Regions from separate parts of the Homo sapiens genome. Here region 2 is linked to region 1. A link is an interaction called in ENCODE POLR2A ChIA-PET data of the cell type or tissue named here. Cell type or tissue: Panc1. All regions are shown on one strand.

Region 1 (4,000 bases):
AATCAGAAATACCTGTGTTTAGATCCAAGCTCTGACTTTTTTTTTTTTTTTTAAGACGGAGTCTTGCTCTGTCACCAGGCTGAAGTGTAGTGGCGTGGCTCTACAACCTCCGACTCCCTGGTTCAAGCAATTCTCCTGCCTCAGCCTCCCAAGTAGCTGGGATTACAGGCACGCACTACCATGCCCAGCTAATTTTTGTATTTTTAGTAGAGACAGGGTTTCACCATGTTGGCCAGGATGGTCTCAATCTCCTGACCTTGTGATCCGCCCGCCTCAGCCTCCCAAAGTGCTGGGATATCAGGTGTAAGCCACCATGCCTGGCCTTTTCTTTTTTTTTTTTTGAGACAAGGTCTCGCTCTGTCACCCAGGCTGGACTGCAGTGACATGATATCGGTCACTGCAACCTCTGCCTCCTGGGTTCAAGGGTGATTCTCGTGCCTCAGCCTCTCAGGTAACTGGGATTACAGGCATGCACCACCATGCCTCGTATTTTTTTTGTGTGTGTGTTTAGTAGAGACGTGTTTCACTATGTTGTCCGGGCTGATCTCCAACTCCTGTAGTCAAGTGATCTGCCCGCCTCAGCCTCCCAAAGTGCTGGGATTATAGACATGAGCCACCACACCTGATGTCTGATGCTTATTTATTATGTGACCTTAGCGAAGTGTGGTAGTCATTAGTGCTGGTCTATCTCTATACCTTCCCCAGGCAAGGTAGGATTGCACTTCCCGCTCCACTTGTGATTAGGTGGAGCCATGTGACTACTTTTGGCCGATAAGTTATGAGTGGAATTTAAAATAACTAGTACGTATGTTGAAAGAGGTAAATAAATGTATGAAAATATAAAGCATTCAGAAGACAATTGTCCATAAAAAAGAACCAAGTGGGTATCCTGGAAATTCAAAATACAATGTCTGAAGTTGAGAATTAGATTTGTTACAAACCAGATGGCACACATCAGAAATCTGAATGAGAAAACTCAGAAGCAAGTTAACAGAAAATATCCAAACTGAATCACAGAAGAAGACTAAAAGAGAGCATGGGAGTTATGTGAGACACAGACAAAAGTTCCAACATCGATGAAATTGGAATCCTGGAAGAAGAGAGAGGGGAAGGGCAAGAGAAATATTTAAAGAAAAAAGTAATTGAGAATTTTCCAAATCTGATGAGAAACTTTAAATCACTGAATCAAAAAGTTCACTAAGCCCAACAGGGTGGACACAAGTGCACACACAAACATACACACAAAACCCATCCAAGTACATTATAGTCAAGTTCCTGAAAATCAAAGATAAAGAGAATTTAAATGCATTTAGAGAAGACAGGACATATTTCCTTCGAAGGAATCATAGAAGACTGACAGTTGACTTTTAGACAAAATTATTGAAGCTAGAAGCTAATGGAATAATGTCTTTAAAGTGCTGAAAGAAAAAAAAAACCTAGCTGGAATTCTTTACCTGAAAATATTTTTCACAAAATCAAGGTGCTTTAAACCAAAGAAATAACTCAAGCTAAAGGATTTTATTACCATCAGAATTGCATTTCATGATATACTGAGGGAAAGTCTTCAGGCTAAAGGAAACGTATCCATATGGAAGCGTGAAACTAATGCACAGAGTAAAGAGTGCTAGAAGGTGTAACAATATGAGACAATATTGACTATTTCAAATAACAATAATAATGTCTTGTGGTATTTGTAACATACATAAAAGTGAAAGATATGGCAACAGGACAAAGCCAGAATGGGTAAATACAGTTAAATTGTTGTATGGTTTGTACACTGTTTTGGAGGTAGTAACAGTACCAATTTAAAGTAGACTGCTAAATCAGGTTTGCATATTCTGTTGTCTTGGGTAACCACCAATAGGAAGGTAAAATTAAAAAAAAGCTATAGTGGAATAGTAAAGTAATACTGGATTAATCCAAAAGAAAATGGGAGGGAAGAATAGAGAAGGAGAGAATAAGTGGGACAACTAGAAAAGAAATAGAAAAATGGGGATTTAATTTACATTAAATGTGAAGACCTAAATTTCCCATTTAAAAACTAAATGTTGGCAGATTGGATTAAGTGAAGTATAGCTACATGCTGTTTACACACGAGGTAAACTTTAGGTGTAAGAACACAAAAAAAGGTTAAAATTAGTAGGATGGCAACAAAGACTGACAAACAAAAGCCTGATATGGCAAAGTGACTATCAGATAAAGTATTCTTTAAGGCAAGGAATATCAGAAGAAATAAAGACATTTATGATGAATGGGCCAGTTCAACAGAAAAAAAATGTGTAATAATATGCCTAAATTTTTATGCACCTAACAACAAGTGTACACACACACATATGGAGAGAACAAAAGGAGACAAAAGCAAAAGGGGAAATAATTGGAGATGTTGAACAAAACTTTTAGTAACTGATAAAGTAAGGATTGCAAAATAAGTAAGGATATAGATACAACATACTTCAGCACTTAGATTTAATTAATATGTGTCACTACATACAACTACTGCAAAAACATAGCCATTTAGGCTCCCATGACCATAGGCAGAGCGTTGGAGTTGGCCTGTGGTTGTGTTTGCCAACTCCTGGATTAGGCCATGAAAGAAGTCGTAATAAATATTAAAAGATTGAAACCAGACTGTATATGTTCTTTAAACACTGTGGACTTAAACTAAAATTAAATAGCACATAAATAGAATATCTTCAGATATTTTGAAATTAAGCAATATATTTTTATATAATGATGGGTAAAATGAATCACAACATAAAGTAGAAAATTTTCTAATTATCTAATAATTATTAGAATTATTAGAATTTCTAATAATTATTAGAAAATTTTCTTTCTTTTTTTTTTTTTTTTTTTTGAGATGGAGTCTCGCTCTGTTGCCCAGGCTGGAGTGCAGTGGCACGATCTCAGCACGCTGCAAGCTCTGCCTCCCAGGTTCACATCATTCTCCTGCCTCAGCCTCCCCAGTAGCTGGGACTACAGGCACCTGCCACAACGCCTGGCTAATTTTTTGTATTTTTAGTAGAGACAGGGTTTCACTGTGTTAGCCAGGATGCTCTCGATCTCTGACCTCGTGATCTGCCCGCCTCTGCCTCCCAAAGTGCTGGGATTACAGGTGTGAGCCACCGCACCCGGCCAGAAAATTTTCTATTTTGCCTGAATGATAATGAAAATACAGATATCAAACACTGTGGGATGCAATGCAACAGTGCTTAGAGGGAAACTTACTGTTTTAAATGCCCATACTACCAAAGAACAGCTGATAGTCAGTGATCTTTAGGCTTCCATTTCAAGATGCTAGGAAAAGAAAAGCAAATAGAATCCAAAGAGAGTACAAAGAAGGAAATAAAGGAGCCAAAATCAGTAACAAGACAGGAAAAATACAGCCCAATGTTTCTTACGAATATAGTTGCAAAAATCCTAAATAAAATATTAGCAAACTGAATCCATTGATACCCTTAAAGAATATCACATCAGTAGCAAGCAGGTTAAGTTTTGTTTAATCCTGGAAAATCAAGCAATGTAATTCACCATCTTTACAGAAAAAAGAAAAATGATATGATGCATCTCTCAGGAAACTACGAATAAAAAGGAACTTTCTTAATTTTTTAAAAGTCTACAAAAATGAGATAGCAGCTATCATAATTAATGATGAAATAATGTTTTCCCATTGAATGAGAAGGTAACACTGTTTTATTCTCACTGCCACTCAGCATTTCACTGGAGATTCTAGATAGCTATGTATTAAGATTGGAAAAATAAAAGATAAAACAAAAAACTGTCATTATTTGTAGATGACCTGGCATACATAGAAACTCCAGAAGAATGTAGGAACTATTAGAAATTATAAATGATTTATCCAGATTGCTGACTACAAGGTCAATATAGAGGTTATCAAACATAACTATATACTTAGAAAAAACAAATAGGAAAAAAACTTTAAACAATTTATGTAAACAAATTCCTTGGAATAAATCCTGAAATAGCTGAAAGATGTTTAATA
Region 2 (4,000 bases), 48 kb before region 1:
AGAGCCCTAAACAATTATTGAAAGGCAAACTAGGGAACAATGGCTGGTATCGCTTAACTAGGCCCACATTTTAGCAACATTCAGGCCCCTCCCATAATCCTAATCTTGTGGTCTTTCATAGGTCTTACAAAAGTGACTTCAGTCCTGAGCAAGGAGGGGGATAGCAAGGAAGGGACTGTTACCATCTTTGTTTTAAAGCTAACAAAGGCAGTTAGCTTGTGAGGTTTAGAAACAAGATGTTATCAGTTAGGTTAGATTTCTAATTTTTGCAAAGGCAGTTTCAGTTCAGTGTTCTAAGATTCACCCATTTTTTTTGAATTAATGTGTCCTGAATTGTTGCAACCCTTTGGTTAATTTGCAGAGCTCTAAAAACATTGATTCTGACAATTCTTTTTGCCAGTTTTTTTTAATTGCTTTTATGAAGGAGATAATTTTCAAAGGTCCTTACTGTGATATTTTCTGTGATATCACCCTTTTATTGTTTAATGACTGCAGAATTGTAGTAATAGACCTTATTTCATTCCTTATATTGATGATTTGTATCTTCTATATTTTTATTGTTATCAGTCTTGCTAAAGTTTTATTAATATTAATTTTTTTCAAAGCTTTTTGTTTCATTGATTTTCTCTATTAGTGTCTTATTTTCAATTTTATTTTTCTCTCATCTTTATTTTTGTCTTTTTTCTTTGGAATATTTTTGCTCTTCTTCTACTTGATCAGATATTAATATAGCCTACTTTTTAAAAAACTTTTTTTTTTTGAGATGGAGTCTGACTCTGTCACCCAGGCTGGAGTACACTGGCGCAACCTCAGCTCCCTGCAACCTCCGCCTCCCTGCAACCTCTGCCTTCCAGGTTCAAGAGACTCTCCTGCCTCAGCCTCCCAAATAGCTGGGGTTACAGGTGTCCACCATGATGCCTGGCTAATTTTTGTGTTTTTAGTAGAGACAGGGTTTCACCATGTTGGTCAGGCTGGTCTCAATCTCCTGAGCTCAGGCGATCCACTTGTCTCAGCCTCCCAAAGTGCTGGGATTACAGGTGTGAGCCACCATGCCTGGCCTTAGATGTTGGCTGGGCGTGGTGGTGGGCGCCTGAAGTCCCAGCTACTTGGAAGGCTGAGGCAGGAGAATGGCATGAACCCGAGAGGCGGAGCTTGCAGTGAGCAGAGATCACTACAGCCAGGGTGACAGAGCGAGACTCCGTCTCAAAAAATAAATAAATAAATAAATAAATAAATAAATAAATGCACTTTAATAATTTTAACTTAATGTCAGGAATGAAATAGATATCACAATAAATTTAAATTTTTAACAATTTTAGCTATTAGACTTTTAATTTTAAAATTCATGTTTGCATGGTATATCTTTCTGTATCATTTTTTTTATGTATTTATTTTTTTGAGATGGAATCTCGCTCTGTTGCCCAGGCTGGAGTGCAGTGGCATGGTCTCAGCTCACTGCAACTTCCACCTCCGGGTTTGAAGTGATTCTTCTGCCTCAGCCAACCTGCCTAATGTCACTGAATTTTAAACAGCAGATAATTAGTTTTTTTTAATACATATTTGGTTAGTTTCTGTGTTGTAGGAAGTCAGGGACCCCGAATGGAGGGACCGGTTTACCAGGACCCATGTCTGCCAGTAACCATAAAGTTGACTGTTTGGTCTCTTTTGCAACCCAAGAAGCTCAGGAGTTCCATAATCTCACTCATGTCAATGCTGCTGGATTAAAAGATAAATTTGCTCTTACCTGGAAACAGGCTAAGTTTATTGTTCACAGCTGCCTTCAGTGTCAAGTCTTTGTACTTCTAAACCAGGAACCTGGCGTTAATCCCAGAGGCCTAATTCCTAATGCTTTATGGCAAATGGTTGTGACTCATGTGAGCTCCTTTGGCAGACTGTCATATGTGCATGTTTCTGTAGACACCTTCTCAGGTTTTAACTGGGCTACTTGCCAAACAGGGGAAGGCACGGCCCATGTTACAAAACATCTGTATTCTTGCTTTGCAGTTATGGGGCTTTCATATCAAATTAAGACAGACAACGCCCCTGGATGTGTTAGTAAGGCTTTTGATTTATTTATGCAACAGTGGGGAATTTCCCATATTACTGGAATCCCTTACAATCCTCAGGGACAGGCTGTGGTGGAACGGGCCAATCACACTTTAAAAGCCCAATTGTCCAAATAGTCTGACCAACAAAAACATAATTTAACTACCCCCCACTCCCAATTACATTTGGCATTGTTTACTTTAAATTTTTTAAATGTCCCTAAGAATAATAATCTAACTGCAGCCAAACGCCATTATACAGGCAAAAAATTCTCCCTAAACGAAGGCAAGCCAGTGTTATGGAAAAACTCCCAAAGTAATACTTGGGAACCTGGCACAATTATAACGTGGGGAAGAGGATATGCTTGTATTTCACCAGGAGATCATCAATCCCCTGTCTGGGTACCCACCAGGAGACTCAAGCTTCGGGTGAATACTGACAATGAAAACCACAGGGAAAAGACGTCTGTGTCAGAGACCGCCCTCAGACGTGGTGAGATCTGTGCCGACTCCTCAGAAGCAGGCACACCAAATCACAATGGGTCTGATTCAACCCTCCCTAATGGCAATGGAGACCCATCTAACTAATCCCACTTCTCCTGATTACCTTTCTTTTTCTCCTTACAAACCTAAAAATCTCACTATTTCTATTAGCCTGAAAATAACATCCCTCTGTTCTCTTCCTCCTTCAGCACTGAATCTCGCTTACAGTAGGTTTTATTTAATGATTCTCCTCCTTATACTTTCTGTCTCACCAGTTTCCTCTCACACTGATTTACCTGCTACACATAATTATTCTTATGTGCCTTTTCCTCCACTTATTCGACCTCTTACCTGGATAGATGCTCCTGCAGAAATCTACACTAATAATAGTGTGTGGATGCCTGGAGCTATAGATGACCATTGCCCTGCTCAACCAGGAGAAGAAGGCACTGCATTTAATGTTACCATGGGTTATAAATATCCTCCTCTGTGCCTCGGACATGCACCTGATTGTATCCATCTAGAAACTCAAATCTGGGCTGCTTATCTTCCAGAGAGATCAGCTACAGAGGAACCGGGACATTTGGTCTCTGGCCTCTCCCTTTCTCCTTTAAAACAAATGAAAGGGGGAGTAATTGGAGATACCCCATACTTTCAATATAAACCTGCAGGAAAACCATGCCCTAAAAATTTTGAGGGCCCATCTAAAAGTTTAATTTGGGAAGACTGTGTTATCTCACATGCAGTAATATTAAAAAATGACTCATATGGTTTAGTAATAGACTGGACACCAAAGGCCTATTTAAAAAACAATTGCTCCTCTGGTGGAAGGGAATGCCTGGAGGCTACTTATTTTATTTCTTATTGGGAGAATGAGAATCATCATTCTACTTTGCATAGGAGGTTCAGCTCATTCTTTCCCTTAAAATGGGAAGATAAAGGCATTACCCCCCGACTGAGGCCTCGTATGATACTCCCCATTCTGAGCCCAGAACACCCAGAACTTTGAAAATTGGCTATTGCCATGTCTGGACTGTGAGTATGGGTAGGGGAAACTATTCTGTCTGTTGTCTCCACTACCGTCCCCCTCTCTCAGTATCAGCGTAGATCCAGACATTCTGCTTTACTTACCTCCAACCTGACTGTTCCCATACAGAGTTGTGTTAAGCCTCCTTACATGCTGTTAGCAAGAAATATCAAAATTTTGATGAACAATCAAACTATCCAATGCATTAATTGTCATTTATACACTTGTATTAACTCCCATTTTGACTCCAGAAAAAGTGTAATGTTGGTTCGAGCTCGAGAAGGAATCTGGATTCCAGTAACTTTGCCCAGAGCTTGGGAATCCTCCCCCTCAATACATTTAATTAATGAAGTGTTACAGCAAATTCTAAAAAGATCTAAGAGATTTGTTTTCACTTTAATCTCTGTGATCATGGGCCTAATTACAGTCACTGCAATGGCCACCA

Evidence for each region. ChIA-PET counts read pairs that join two places held together with the same protein. Peaks named below come from ENCODE experiments on the same cell type or tissue, not always from the same donor. Only the 100,000 strongest peaks of a DNase experiment are listed, where the experiment ranks them.
Region 2: POLR2A ChIA-PET joins it to region 1 with 5 read pairs; 2 of 35 experiments call an interaction of 5 or more read pairs at or near these places.

The regions. Positions count from the first base shown.
Region 1 is chr2:100,315,173-100,319,172 of GRCh38, reverse strand. All of the region lies in intron 1 of LONRF2 (LON peptidase N-terminal domain and ring finger 2), which reads left to right. Among named protein-coding and RNA genes, the nearest start is that of LONRF2, 5.3 kb to the left of the region's middle. In Panc1, no CTCF peak of the experiment used is centred here; no DNase peak of the experiment used is centred here.
Region 2 is chr2:100,363,546-100,367,545 of GRCh38, reverse strand. No RefSeq gene overlaps it. Among named protein-coding and RNA genes, the nearest start is that of LONRF2, 43 kb to the right of the region's middle. In Panc1, no CTCF peak of the experiment used is centred here; a DNase peak (open chromatin) is centred at 1,905; H3K27ac peaks cover 325 bases.